Linked DNA regions of Homo sapiens: region 1 is linked to region 2. A link is a loop called in an ENCODE intact Hi-C map of the cell type or tissue named here. Cell type or tissue: mammary epithelial cell. All regions are shown on one strand.

Region 1 (8,000 bases), 260 kb after region 2:
AATTATAGAGCCTTTACTATGTGCTAGGTACTGGGCTAAGCTCGTTAACATATAAGGTCTTGCTTAATACTTACCACATACTAAGGTAGTGTTATTATCTCTACTAATACAGGTATTTATATTTATTAATTTATAAATGAGAAATCGAGGTTAAGAGAAAGTGAGTAACTTGTTTGATGTTACCAAGCTTGGAAGAGCCTAGCAAGCACCTCTCTACCGCTGTCTGACTCACGCTCCCTGAGAATCTTACTGTGGCTTTAACTTCATTTTCTAAACTGCCAGGACAGGAAGGACTTTCTGGTAAGATAGGAATGGGTTTTAGCGAATGTCTACAGTAGCTTCCTATCGTCTTCAGCCGCTGCTCTGCCAAGCTACTATCAGGGCACAGCCTTATAAAAGAAAAATAAAAACCCAGGACCCCAATTCATGCTCCCAAAAGAAAAAAAAGTAAGCTGAAAGCTGAATCATGCAAGAAGATACTTTCCCTTTTGTTCCTAAGTAGACAGCTACAGATAAAAGGTTAACTATCTCCACAGGGAGCAACTCTATGTTCATTTTATCTTGTGAGAAGTGCCGATTTACTGAGCTCAGGAGCATGTGTCACTGCCTCTTCCCCTACCTGCTCCTTTTCTCTTGCAACCTGTAGATTACCACGGCCTCCCGCTTTTCCTCTAGCCTGCTTTTCCCCTTTAAAACTAAAACCCTCAACATCATCTTTGGAGAAAGGGACAGACCTGTCTCCCCAGTGCATCCTTAACTTTGGCAAAATAAACTTGTAAACTGATTGAGACCTGTCTCAGACACTTTTTGGTTTACAGCCTGATGCTTTTGTAGTTATGGCTGCTTGATAGAGTAGAGGCCGTTGCTGCCCCAATTACATTCTCTCCACGTGCCAGCTCATCAGCCTGTATCTTCTAACAACTCACAGCTGCCTCCATTCTAAAGAATCCCCCATTCCCCCTGTCAGACCTAGGAGCCTTGCATAACCCACCCACCCACCCTAACAGGCCTTGGCGGACGTTGGACAAGCTCAAACCAGCCCCTTCACCTCAAGGTAGGATGCAGCTCTGGTGCAATGTACTCCAGGGTGTCCCCATGCGGTCTCCATCGGAGACTACATTCTCGCTTAGCTTCCCCAACCCCAAACCTCCCCTTTTCTCTTATTCTCCTTTCTTTCTTTCTTTTTTGAGATGTAGTCTTGCTCTGTCGCACAGACTGGAGTGCAGTGGTGCGATCTCGGTTCACTAAAACCTCTGCTTCCTGGGTTCAAGTGAATCTCCTACTTCAGCCTCACGAGTAGCTGGGATTACAGGCGTGTGCCAGCACGCCTGGCTAATTTTTGTATTTTTAGTAGAGATGGGGTCTCACCATGTTGGCCAGGCTGGTCTCAGGTCCTGATTTCAAGTGATCTGCCCACCTTGGCCTCCCAAACCATTGGGATTATAGGCGTGAGCCACTGTGCCCGGCCTTTTCTGAGGGTACAAGCCAATAAGTCACTGAATAAGATCCTCATTTTAGGATCTGCTTCTAGGAAATCTGAGCTAAGACAGTGGGCATGGTTGAAAGTTTTTCTATGCTCTAATACTTAATTCAAAGTACTTATAGTACTTAATTTTTTTGAATTAAGTATATTATAGTATAGTACTTAAGTAAAAAATTAAGTACTTACAGTACTTAATTCAAAGTACTTAATTAAGTACTTAATTTTAAAAAACCCAACATTTAAAGGCTTGGAATTCAAATAATTCCAAGTTATGGAAGGTGTAATATTCTAAACAGTGGCTTCAAAGAGGCTGTTTTGGCTAATCTAATTGAGACATAGTAAATGGCTTAACACAGGTTGAGAATCCCTTATTTGAAATGCTGAAGTGTTTCAGATTTTGGATTTTTTTAAATTTTGGAATAGGGTGGGACCCAAATCTAAACACAACATTTATTTATGTTTTATATTCACCTTATATCATAACCTGGAGGTAGTTTTATACAATATTTTAAACAATTTGTGCATGAAACAAAGTACTGACTGAGTTTTGACTAGAATTCATCACATGATGTCAGGTGCATAATTTTCCACTTGTAGAGTCACATTGGTGCTCAAAAAGTTTCAAATTTTAGAGCAGTTCAGATTTTGGACTTTCAGATTAGGGATGTTCAACATGTCCCTTCTATTTGGGCTGCTGCTTCTTGTCATACATTTACAAAAACATTGTGCTATCTCCTCGGAGAATCTGTCATACAGACAGTTCCCACTTGGTGCACTATGATTGTGATAGCTCCAGTTCTCCAGGGTTTCCAGGCATATGAAGGACAGTGTCTCTTTCCCTCTCATAATGTCTAAAATGTGTCCTTTTTTTCTTCCCCAAGGGGAAGCATCTTCTCATGGTTTTCTGTTTGCCTTGGCTCCCACGCTGGTTGCTAAATCAGGCTCCAAATAAGACTGTGGTAATTGCACTGAGGAACTGTGACTATGCCGTTCTGTGTTGCCCTGAAGCAATAACAACAATTCCTTGAGCTAAATAAATATATATACTTTTTCCAAAAGGACCAATTTTAGCAATTTGGAAGATAAGTTTCTCAAACAAACAAACAAACAAACAAACAAAAAAACCACACACAAAAACCCACTATTGGCTGTTAAGGGAAAGTATCTGTTTGGGGAAACCACCAAAAGGACTAGGAATTTCATTTCCACCAGTTAATCATTTACAATTTTTAAGTCTAGGCAGGCAAACAAGGTCCATGACAAAAAGATAAGAAAGTTGGAGAGCATCATAGGAACATTTACAAGTTCAAAGTCTAGCGATTAGTCTACGTGGCTGATGTGGTCAATTTCATGGTTTCCATTTCCCCCCACGGTGCACAGTGTGGGTTGTGTCTTCAGGGCAATGTGAGGATGACAGCGGGAATGGTTTCAGGATTTCTCCACGGCACTAAGCTCTTACTCAGCTGTGGGCCCTCCTGACATTTACTTAAGACAGAGCACTCTGTCTTCACCTCTACAACTTTCCCTATGTCCAAGTGGTTTTATGCCCATTTGTTGTAATCTTGATTTACTTAATTTCTTTACACACATCTGCCTATTGATGAATCCCATCTCCCTTCCCCAAATTTTTATAACCTTTCCTTTCTGATTCAACTTATTCCAGATCCTGGTAACCTGCAGTTTTTCCCTTTCTGTACAGCCTATCTCTAGGTGAGTTCCAGAATGACTGTTAACAATGCAGTTGGTATAATCCTGTAGCTCACTAGCAAAATTTATAGAGAACCAAAAAAAGTCTGTTGCCATTTTTTCAGGAGTATTGGTATATAAATCCAAAATTACTTCTTTCCAGTTATAAATTTTAAAAACATTTATTTTAATAGTGTTTTTAAATACAAAAACATTGGAGGCATGATGTAAATTCATCTGTAATCCTACCTTTCAGAGATATTTGTCTTAGACTTTTGGTACCTTTGCTTTAAAAAAATTACAATAATTGAGATCATTTTGTACATCAGTTCTTTAATATGCTATTTTTCACTTGACACTAATTTATAATTATTTCCCAAGTCACTGAAGTTATTATTGAAGCATGATTTTAAAGGATTCATCATATTGTATTATGTGGCTTCATCATAATTTACTCTACCATTCCTTTGATATAGACCTTTCCAATTTTGCTATTGTAAATAATACTATAACAAATACTTTCCCCCATATGTCTGGGGCATTTTATTTTATTTTATTGAGATAGAGTTTTGCTCTGTTGCCCAGGCTGGAGTACAGTGGTGTGATCTTAGCTCACTACAACCTCTACGTCCCAGGCTCATGCAGTCCTCCCACCTCAGCCTCCTGAGTAGCTGTGACTACAAGCACATGCCAACACACCCAGCTAATTTTTGTATTTTTTCTACAGATAGGGTTTTTTCATGTTGCTCAGGCTTGTCTTGAGCTCCTGGGCTCAAGTGATCCACCCACCTCGGGCTCACAAATTGCTGGAACTACAGGTGTAAGCCACCATGCTGGACCTCTAGGGCATTTTATCATAATAGGGGATTCTTGAAGACCACAAGAAATGTCTCTTTGTGGCTAGGTACAGTGGCTTGAGCCTATAGTCCCAGCTACTTGGGAATGAGATTAGGCCTCAAGGATTGTGTGAGTCCAGGAGCTCAAGTCCAGAGTCCAGTCTGGGCAACATAGTGAGATCCTTTTCTTCTTAAAGAAAAAGAGAAAAAAGAAGGGTCTCTTTGACACTGAACTGCAGGAATTGGCTACAGGCAGCAGTTATACTTTTGAAGAGATAAGGGGCTCTTGCTTTGCTTGCTTGTTGAAATGTTAGCTATTTTTGAGGATGTTTGAAGCCAGAGATATCAAGCAACTGCTGTTGACACCTGCTTAGGTTATCACTTAGGTAAGTCAGATGAAAGTTGACCAATTTTCAACTAGTAAACCGAGTTTGCAGGCTTCCTAGTTTCTATCTTCCATGCATTATTCCAGAATGAGAGTAAGGCTGGCCCTTCTGTGAGTGTTGATGTAGTGTTCCCTATTGTCTAATACACTGTATCTCCCCTCAGTGATGATCTGTCAAAGGAAGAAACACATCCATGAATAAAGTGCTCTCCAAAGTGAGATGTGTCCCAGGTAGAAGTGACACCCTTATCCCCTCCTTGCTCCCGTCATTGTATTTCAGATGGCTGCATTCGTTTGAAGTTCTTCCCTGTAGAGTTCCGTGGAAGGACCCTGACTCCCTCTAGTGGACAGCGCCACTAGGCAAACAATAATTCCGCCCGGCAAAGTCCAGAAGCCAGGAGTAAGTGTCCTTAAATGCCCTCTTGAAATAATGGAAGCTGTGTTTCTGAAGGAGACTCTTCCCAGTCCACAGAAGTTTTTGTCTTTAGCGGGCCATCTGTGTCGACTGCTGCCACAAGACATCAGGGGATTTTTTTTTTCCTTCAGGGCAGCAATTAATTCAATAATCTACAGAGTTGTGTTTCTTTTTCACTAGCGTTGGAGACTTGTTATGTCCAGATTTACTTTATGCCACAGGCAAGAGGCATTACTAATGTGAACAGAACCCAAAAGAAACAAGCTATGAATCTGAGAATGCTCATATAAAGGACTGGAAAAAAGTCATAAAATCATTCTTTTGCTTTAAAAAAAATTCATTAGGAATGTAGAGAAAAACAGAAGAGACTGTTACAAGCTGTCTTAATCTGTTTTGTGCTGCTATAATAGAGTACCATAGACTGGGTAATTTATAAAGAACAGAGGTTAACTTCTTACAGTTCTGGAGGCTGGGAAGTCCCCTATCAAGGTGACAGCACCTGGTGAGGGCCTTCTTGCTGTTCTTGCTCTGTCATCCCATGGTGGAAGAACAAAAGAGCACGAGAGAGAGAGAGACAGAGAAAAAGAGACAACTTGAAGACTTGAAGCCCGAAGTCCTTCTATAGTTGGCACCATGACCTAAATATCTCCTATTAGGGCCCACATCCCAACACTATTGCATTGGGGATTATGTTTCCAACACATGTTTTTTTGGGGGACACATTCAAGCCACAGCACAAGGATTACTGGAAAACCATATACTATGTCCGAAGGGTCTATAATATGTTTTTCTCACAGTTCATCCAATCACCTCAGATAACCATCCTGACATTTTAAGAAGGAATTCAGAAGCTTCTATGTATGAATTGTCTAAATCGTTTATTGGTCTCTACATGTGCTTATAACGAAGTCTTGGTAATCCAGATAATACAACCTGGTTCCTGGCAGTGGACCTATACCTCCTACGTATCTACCTACCTAGGGCAAACTGCTTGGAAACGCTGGGTCTAGATGTTCTTATTTGTAAAATTACAGGGTTGAATTAGATGAGATGTAAACAGCTCTTCTAGTTCTAAGTCCATATGAAAAATAACATGTAGTCTCTTCTTAGAGGACACCTAAGGGAAGATTTCTTTCCACTGTTGTCTGCCACCATCACTGTTTGCCTGTGATCTAAGGCAAGTTCCGTCAACAGAGCGGGAAACATTTCCTTTTTCTCATTCCTGGCTCAAGTGTCCTCTAAATGTGCCATTGCTGTTCTGACCAGGGCATTTGAGCATTTCAAATCTGTACTTGTTGAAGAACAGACAGCCTCTAGTACTTAACGTGCAGCTGCAATGGGTGAAGAAAAATGCCCCCATTTTATGGGAATCTCAAGAATGGGATGGCTGTATGTGAATCCTTTGTCTTTGATTTAAACTGAGACAACAGTGAACACTATAGCTCTGACCTGTGCAAATACAATAAGCACTTCAGCCCAGAAACAGTTTTACCTCTTGTATTAGGTTGGGCTTTCAGTATGTATTTGAAGAGGAGCTATTTATGGGCTTGCAAAGTGCTGGAGGAAAGGAATTTAAAGGACGTCCTTGAGCGAATTCAGGGGGTTTTATTTCAAAAGGCCAAACTGTGCATTAACCCTTCACTTCCTGGCACATACCACCTACACGCTGCTCTTCCAGAGGTCTGGGAGAAATGGGTGATTAGGTAGCGGGTGGGGAGGGCAGGATTCACTTGCATGGTCTTGAGAAAGTCACTTCCTCAGTGTGACGGCTCTTGCTCTGGCTGATGGGGACCTGTGGAATTGGGAAGAAAAAGCAGTTGAAGAAGAGGAAGTCTTTTTGAGTAGGGATGAGGGTGCATTGACACTGACTAGTTTATTTGCACATCATTCAAGACTTGGTATTTTTTTAAAATCTTGATATTTTCATTTAGTCATAGTGGAAGAATGCATGAATTTTTTTTGAAATAAAGTAGACTACTACTGCATTGGCATGCCCATTGTAAAATATAACTATAGTAGATTTTAAAATAAAAACAATTTGTTTGTTGGACAAAACTGCAATTAGTCCAGGCTCAGTTTATTGGAACGCCTGCAGAATCACCTTTCTGCCTGCTTAGGTGCAGACAATAAACACTGTGATGTAACCATGTCATTTTGGTTTTAGTCTGTTCTGTTTTCAGTGTACTTATTTAACATCTTTGAGCTTGAATTAGAGAAAGTAAGAAAATAAATCCTTTATTTGACCACTGGTTACCTTTTTAAAAATTTGATGAGGGAGGTGGCTGAACCCCCGTTAGAGTAGGGCAGTAATACGGTTCCCAAAATATTTGCATGTGATGCAAGTTAATAAACGACACCCCAGAAAAAAAGGTTCTGTGCTCTAATGAATTTAGTATTTCTCAAAGGGAACAAAGTAATCCCTGTTCTCTCTGGAACCTCAGCTGACCCTGCCGCTGTGTCATCCCATGCCTGGCGATAGAAGAAATGAGAGCATCCTTGTGCCCCCTGGCACTTGGACTTGGTCGGAGGAAATTTGCTGGTCTGTTGCTAGGGAGTATGTGTCTCCTGATCAAATGACTGGACTCCAGTGTTGAAGAATGGCTACACTGAAAGGCGCAGACACCTCACTGTACATCAGACCCTGCTGTCTCCCAGGCCACCTGGTATATATTCTGCCACGGCCAAGTCAGGCTGGACGTGAGAACCCTGCGCTGGGCCCCGTGTTTTAGAAGACGCTGCCCTGACTCTCCTTCAGCTGATCCCCTCCCCAGAGGGCAATGAAACTATGCCCACTCAGAGCCTGCAGCCCTTCTTTCTAGATCAGTAGTTCTCAGAATGTGGTCCTCCAAACAGTAGCATCACATCACCTAGGAATTTGCTAGAAATGCACATTCTTTTCTCCCAACTCAGAACTCCTGAATCAAAAATTCTGAAGGATGGCTCCTGTAGTCAGTTTTTTAACACCACTGTTGGTGATTTCGATGCTTGCTCAAGTTTCAGAACTGTTCTGAGCTAAACCACGCTCTGGGATGCCCGAGACCCAGGAATTCTCTATTCAAAGGGCTCTGCCCACCTTGAGGGCTGGCACCAGCCTCCTTCCTGGGTCTTGGAAGAGATGTGCTTCCAGTGGCCAAAAGCAGCTCTCCCAGGAAAGTTGAGAGCTAGACAGTGCTTGAACTGGTAGGTAGGTTGTTC
Region 2 (8,000 bases):
GATAAGCATCAGCTATCATGCGACTTTGAGCAACCCGATAAATATTTTTTAAACAAATGCCCACAGGAGGAATGTGTCTTTTTCATCTTTGACTCTCTGCCACTTAGAGGTATTAGTTTCTTATTGCCGCTGCAACAAAATAGCACACATTTAGTGACTGAAAACAACACAAGTTTATTACGATATCTCTGGAAGTCAGAAATCCAAAACGGCCTTCATTAGGCTAAAGTCAAAGTGTCAGCAGAACTGCTTTCCTTTTAAAGGCTGCAGGGGAGACCCTTTCCCTGCTTTTTCCAGGTTCCAGAGACTTCTTGCATTTCTTGGCTCATGTCCGCTTCTTCCGTCTTCACAGCCAGCAGTGAAGCATCTTCAAATTTCTGTCTATGACTCTGACCTCACTTCTGCCATCTCATCTCCTTCTCTGAGTCTAACTCTCCTTCTCTCTCTCTCTCTCTATTTATTTATTTTTTGAGATGGAGTTTCGCTCTTGTTGCCCAGGCTGGAGTGCAATAGCGCGATCTCAGCTCACTGCAACCTCCGCCTTCCCGGGTTCAAGCAATTCTCCTGCCTCAGCCTCCTGCGTAGCTGGGATTACAGGAATGTGCCACCACACCCGGGTTCCTCCTTCTCTTATAAGGAGGTTACGCTGGACTCACCCAGCTAATCAAGGACAATCTCTCCATCTCAAGATCCTTAACTTAAATCGCACATCTGGAAAGTCCATTTTGCCAGGTAAGGCAACATAGTCACAGATTCTAAGGATGATGATGTGGAAGTCTTTGGAGAGCCACAATATCATCGCCACAGTAGGAATGAATGAACGGTGTGCTGCACATAAGCATGGCCTTCTGGAGCTTCTGTTCACCACCTGATCTTGTCCCATTTGTCTCATGCTGAACAAGTCTGCCCTGGACCTTATGTAAATTCCAGGGACATTTGACTTGGCCATAGGCCTTTCCAAATGCTAGCAGTTTAACAGCCTTGCCTCAGAGAAAAAGGCAGTTTATGATGAAAATAACCATCTCAGGCTACTTTTTTTTAAGAGACCGAGTCTGCTGTGTCAACCAGGCTTGAGTGCAGTGGCGCAATCATAGCTCACTGCAGCCTTGAACTCCTGGGCTCAAGTGATCCTCCCATCTCAGCTTCCTGAGCAGCTGGGACTACAGGTGTGTGCCACCATGCCCAGCTAATTTTTTTTTTAATTTTTTAAATTTTTTTGTAGAGACAGATTCTCGCCATGTTGCCCAGGCTGGTCTCAAACTCCTGGCTTCAAGCAATCCTCCTGCCTTGGCCTCCAAAAGCACTGGGATTATAGGCACGAGCCACCCTGCCCAGATTCAGGCTATTTCTTGATTTCTACTTCTTTGTCCCAAGTTAATTATAAGCATCTCATTTGCTATTGATGATACATTTACTTTGTATTATTAGCTAATTAAATATTCATCATAGCTGTGCTGAGGAGGAGGCCTGTTTGTCTCTCTTAGTTTCTTAGATAAATAGAGCCAGGCCTGGAAAGGATCCACTGAGCCTGGAATTATAGCTCAATGTTGTAGCTATCAGAATTACTTGAGTTCTGAGTATTGGCTTCAATATTTTACTTCTTTGCCTCTAATTGGAAAAGAAGGGTGGAACATAGTAGGTCTTAATTGTTGACATCACCGAGTAGAGTTTTGATGAGATTAAAACTCTCTCTGTTCCCCTGTCTGTGGGCACACTTTCTTTATTGGTGCCTGACTTGAAAGATACTGTATAAAGCGTTCATGAACTTGGGACACTAAATGAATACGTCTTTGATGGTTTCTTCCCTCAGTGTGGAAATGATTTACCAAGTTATTCTGGCTTCCAGATTAAAAACTGGAACTTCTGGCTGGGTGTTGTAGCTTGCACCCATAATCTTGTCCTCTTTGGGAGGCCAAGGTAGGAGGATCGCTTGAGCTCAGGAGGTTGAGACCAGCCTGGGCAACACAGTGAGACCTTGTCTCTACTAAAAAAAAATTAGCTGGGGATTGTGGCACATGCCTGTTGTCCCAGCTACTGGAGAGGCTGAAGTGGGAGAATTGCTTGAACCCTGGAGGTGGAGATTGCAGTAAGTCATGATTATGCCACTGCATTCCAGTGACAGAGTGAGACCCTGTCTCAGAAAAAAAATCCCCAAAAACAAAAAACAAAAACCCAAAAGCAAAAACTGAAACTTTTTTTTTCTTTTCTTTTCTTTAAAGTAGAGATGGGATTTTTGCCCCAGCTGGTCTCCAACTCCTGCTCAGGCAATCCTCCTACCTTGGCATCCCAAAGTGTGGGGATTACAGGTGTGAGCCACCGTGGCTGGCAATAAAACTGGAACTTCTTTTAAAAATTTTTATTGTAATCAGATCAGAAAATGGTTGCCAAAATAATCTGTACTTAAAAAAAATAAGTTCTGTTCAAATTAGAGCAGCTCCACAACTATTTTAACCATAGATTTGATAAAGGTAACTTTAAAAACTAAAATTTTGTACCCTGATTAAAAAAAAAAAACAAGGTTCTGACAAATATTACCTGGCCATAGAAACATGTAACTATTTCTTAAAGTATGCTGTGAAGTAGCAAGGACTGAGATGAAAGAGAAGGTATCCAGAGATGAATGATTAAAAAAAGTAAGCACTAAATATTTACATGTAACTATGTATTTATATATTTTATCTGTGTGTTGATTAATACTATTTGGTAAGAACTGCACATATAGTGTCTCATTTAATTCTCAAAACAACACTATGAGGTAGGTATTATCTCTGTTTAATGGAAGTTCAGAGAGGTTAAACCACTTGTCCATGGTTGAAAGTTAGTCAATTTCCAGGCTGGGCAACATGATGAGACCCCGTCTCTACCAAAAATAAAAAAAATTAGCTGGGCATAAGTGGCATGTGCCTGTGTCCCAAGCTACTCAGAGGCTGAGATGGGTGGATTGCTGGAGCCCTGGAGGCTGAGGTGGGTGGATTACTGGAACCCTGGAGGCTGAGTTTGCAGTGAGTCGAGATCACACCACTACACTCCAGTCTGATCATGTTGCTGCACTCCCCCATTAAGAAAGAAAGAAAGAAAGAAAGAAAGAAAGAAAGAAAGAAAGAAAGAAAGAAAGAAGAAAGAAAGAAAGAAAGAAGGAAAGAAAGAAAGAAGGAAAAGAAAGAAGAAAGAAATAAAGAAAGATGAAAGGGAGAGAGAGAGGGAGGGAAGGAACGAAGGAAGGAAAAGAAAGAGAGAAAAAGAGAAAGAAAATTGGAAATCTCAAACACAGACCTGACTATCTGCAAAGCCTATGCTCTTAACCTCCTCCTTCCAGTATTATACCAGGAGAGCTAGCAGCAGTGGGTTAGCTTAGTGCTTGCATTTTAAGTTTGAGTTCCAGAGAGGTAAAATGATGTGTTGATAACATAGACAGTAAGAGGTTGGATGAAACTGCAAGGTGATTTCTAGTAAATTTGCTCCCATTTGTTTCTAAGGAACATAAAGGAAATTTCTTTCTCTGTTAGCTTTTATAGTTTAGGAAGTAAATGTACATACAGTAGGAGTCATTCTGAGGTTGCTGGGGGTTAGAAGAAAATGCCTTTGTTTGAGACAGACAAGCTAGAGGGAGGTAGATGGGATATCACCTTGGAGCTGAAAGGGTGACCTGCCCCAATTAGTCACGACTGTCAAGCTTGGGCTTGAGCAGCAGTGGATCATGGAGACAGGGCACAAAGCCAGAAGCAGACTGGAAATGCCAAGGGCCTATGGCTGTGGTGTCAGCTCAGGTCCCGAAGTCAAGTGAGCAGGCAGGAGTGTCCATGGGCCAAGGCAAAATGGATGGAAACCAGCCAGCCAGTCAGGATGCCCTGAGGCACCAGCCCCTGCTCCCAGCAGGCCCAGGCTGGAGGCCTTGTATATTTCGGCTGCTCCAACAGTAGCCTGTCCTGGGGTCTGTATAGGGGAGCCCTAGACAAGAGCTGGGTAACAGGGGTGAGTGTTCAAGGTCAGGGTAGATTGCTTGTGAGCAAGCTCGTGCCAGCACCTCCATGGGTACTTTGGGAAATATCACACTTGAAAGATGGCTGGTTTGTTTATTGCCATAAATGATGCAAGAATCTGTGTAATTTTTAAAAACATGCCTCATTATATATCTAGTATCTAGTTGGTGATCAGGATCATCATTTTAGCTGGGTGCTTATAGTCCCAGCTACTCAAGAGGCTGAGGCGGGAGGATTGCTTGAGACCAGGGAGTTCGAGACTGTGATTGTGCTTGTGAATAGCTACTACACTCAAGCCTGGGCAACATAACAAGACCCATCTCTTAAAAAAATCATCATTCAATTTAAGTCTGGAGTCATGTTTGAGATACTTCTTGATTTTTAAAGGGCTAATATCTAGGATACTAAAGGGTCATACTAAATAGACATGCACTGTACTGTAAAGGGCCACTGCCTAGTATATCTTAAATAATAAATATTTGTCAAATGAATGAATGAAACTGAATTGACACAAACAGAAAGTCTAGGCCGGGTGAGATGCCTCATGATTATAATCCTAGCACTTTGGGAGGCCGAGGTGGGAGGATCACTTGCGGCCAGGAGTTTGAGACTAGCCTGGGCAACATAGTGAGACCCTGTCTCTACAAAAAATTAAAAAATTAGCCAGTGTGGTGGCTTGGGCCCAGCTACTCGAGAGGCTGAAGTGGGAAGATGGCTTGAGCCCATGAGTTCGAGGCTACAGTGAGCCATGATTGCGCCACTGCATTCCAACCTGCTAGGTTGGAGCAAGACCCCATCCATTAACAAAAAGAAAAAAGGGTCTATCCAGCAGTCCACCTTAGCTGTAAAGGATGCATTTCAAGACTACCTCAGTGGAGGCCTGAAACCTCTGATAGTAACGAATCCTGTATATATTATGTTTTTCCCTATACATAGATAATTATGATAAAGTTTATAAATTAGGCACATATGAGATGAACGATAATAACTAAACGTAGGGCAATTATAACACTATGCCAGCATCACAACTTTTGCACTTTGAGGCAATTATTAAGTACAATGAGGGTGACTTGAACACAAGCACTGTGATTTCTTCATAGTTGATCTGATAACTGAGATGGCATGGCTACTGAGTGACTCAGGGGCAGGTGACATCTGTAACTCAGGATACACTAGACAAAGTGGTGATTCATGTCCCAGGAGGGATGGAGCAGGGTAGTGAAAGATCTCACGACACTACTCAGAACAGCATGCAATTAAAAACTTATCAATTGTTGATTTCTAAAATTTTCTAATTAATATTTTTGGATCACAGTTGACTGTGGGTAATGAAAGCTGCAGAAAGCAAAACCGCGGATCAGAGGGGACAATGCTGCTTTTTGGAACTCTGTTAGGAGACCAACATAAACCGAAGAAACTACGAACTAATACATCATGAAATACTTCTTCTATTTGGGAGGTGGAGAAACCATCCCCTTCTCCACCAAAATGACACTTAAGAAAGAGACCCCAGGGAGGGTAGCAGTGGAATGAGGGTAGAAAATAACTGATGAAGGTCAGTTTCAGCCTTCCTGCCTCCAACCTTCTCACAGACTCCAGTGCAGAAGAGGATGTATTCAGCTTCCTAAAGTCTGTGTGTACCACTAACAGGTTAGGAAATGAGTTAAATGCCAGATTCTTAAATGTTGCATGTGGGAGGATCTGAAACAGAGACTTCAGTCACTTTGCCTCTGCCTTAAACACCCACACAACAGAAATGGATCACGGCATTGGCTGAGCAAGAGAGAAGAGCAGAGAAGCAAGAATACTAGAAGTTACTCTGTTTTTTATACAGGTCGTGCCTTCCTGATCTGAAAGTCTGAAATGCTCCAAAATTCAGAACTATTTGAGCTCTGACATGACTGCACAAGTGGAAAATTCCACACATAAATACTTAATACAAACTTTGTTTCATGCACAAAAGTATGTAAAATATTGGATAAAATTACCTTCAGATTATGTGTATAAGGTGTATATAAAATATAAATGGATTTTGTGTTTTGCCTTGGGTCCCATCTCATTGTGTATATGCAAATCTCATTATGCACATGAAATCGCAAATACTTCTGGTCCCAAGCATTTCACATAAATATTCAGCCTGTACCACATATGTATCCCCTTCTTTCCAAGTGCTTTACTCTTTATCCAAAACGAATCTTCCACCTCATTTGATGAGAATTAATATTTCCCCGGGTGAGCATGGGTATGAGTTAATTGCAATTTTCAATACTCTTTTAAGAAATATAGTGCTTAATTCCTTTCGAATTTCAATTTTAAAATTCTCCTGCCTGAAAACTGGGAGCTTCTAAAACCCAATCAATGGCTGGGCACAGTGGTTCACGCCTGTAATCCCAGCACTTTGGGAGGCTGAGGCAGGTAGATCACTTGAGGCCAGGAGTTCAAGACTAGCCTGGCCAACATGGTGAAACCCTGTCTCTACTAAAAAAACAACAATTAGCTGGGTGTGGTGGTGGATGCCTGTAATCCCAGCTACTTGGGAGGCTGACATGGGAGAATTGCTTGAACCCAGGAGGCAGAGGCTGCAGTGAGCCAAGATCACGACCCTGCACTCCAGCCTCGGCAACAGACCCAGACTCTGTCTCAAAACAAAACAAAAAAAACCAATCAAGTTTGACAGGATCAATTATTTAACACCTATGAAGCTTAGTAAAGAAAAAATGGGTGCATGTGCTATTTTTAAGATACTATGAGACAACAGGTTTCCATTCCTTTCTCACCACAATGGGAAATGTTTAAGTCAAATACACTTTGGGAATGAAAATCCTCTCTGAGCAAATAGTAATTTCTTATATATTTATATACTTACAATTGTGGTTAAAAACACAGAACACAAAGTGTATCATCTTAACCATCTTTAAGTGTACCATTCAGTGGTGTTAAGTATTTCACACTGAGTGCAACAGATCTCTAGAACTTTTTCATCTTGCAAAACTGAAACTCCCTACCACGGGTATCCAATCTTTGGGCTTCCCTGGGCTACATTGGAAGAAGAAAAATTATCTTGGGCCACACATAAAATACACTAACACAAACTATAGCTGATGAGCTAAAAAAAAAAAATTACATACCAAAAATCTCATAATGTTTTAAGAAGGTTTGCAAATTTGTGTTGGACTGCATGTGGCTCATAAGGCCACAGGTTGGACAAGCTTGCTCTATACCCATTTAACAACTCATTTCCTCCTCCCCTCCAACCAGCCCCTGGCAACTGCCATTCTGTTTTCTGGTTTCTATGAGTTTACCTACTACTCATAAGAGTGGAATCATATAGTATTTGTCTTTGTGTGACTGGCTTATTTCACTTAGCATAATGTCCTCAAGGTTCATCCATGTTGTACTATGTGAGAGGATTTCCTTCCTGTTTGAGGCTGAATAATACTCCACTGTATGTATATATCACATTTTGCTTATCCAATCATCTATGGATGGACAACTGGATTGCACCCGCTTCTTGGCTATTGTGAATAGTGCTGCTATGAACATAGATGTGTGAGGAAATAGTGATTTCTTATACTGAGACAGTACTGTGTTAACTAGAGAAGAATGAGTGTGTTTAAGGTCTTAGGAAAGGGTAAAAATGGGAGAGGAAAGATAATGGTGACCCTTTGAAACGTTAGCAGCTTTTGAAACTATGCCAAGACCTCAAAGAATTTTGCTGGAAACATTTTAAGTGTATATGATTTCTCTTCAAAAGACATTGTTTTAAACCAAATTGTTTTTCTTGGGCTTAATGACAGGATTTAGTATTTAATGAAATATTCTGGAATGAAGGTTGAAAGAGGAAGTAGAAATATTACACTTATTAAAACCCTCCAAACTATCAAATATTCAAGTGAACCCCTTCCATTTATTAGAAAGCTAAAATAGTTTCATGGAAAAATAAGTATAAATAGCTTTTGTTGAACACCTTATTTAGAATCATTATTAATTATTATCAATTGATAATCTTCCTATATGAGA

The links. Peaks named below come from ENCODE experiments on the same cell type or tissue, not always from the same donor. Only the 100,000 strongest peaks of a DNase experiment are listed, where the experiment ranks them.
Region 1: it touches region 2 in a loop (5-fold over the local background); 3 of 110 quality-filtered maps call a loop at or near these places.

The regions. Positions count from the first base shown.
Region 1 is chr10:25,076,430-25,084,429 of GRCh38, forward strand. No RefSeq gene overlaps it. Among named protein-coding and RNA genes, the nearest start is that of LINC01516, 33 kb to the right of the region's middle. In mammary epithelial cell, a CTCF peak has its summit at 4,733 (motif pointing left); a DNase peak (open chromatin) is centred at 4,732.
Region 2 is chr10:24,817,068-24,825,067 of GRCh38, forward strand. No RefSeq gene overlaps it. Among named protein-coding and RNA genes, the nearest start is that of ARHGAP21, 97 kb to the left of the region's middle. In mammary epithelial cell, no CTCF peak of the experiment used is centred here; DNase peaks (open chromatin) are centred at 3,664, 5,144 and 7,264; H3K27ac peaks cover 4,052 bases.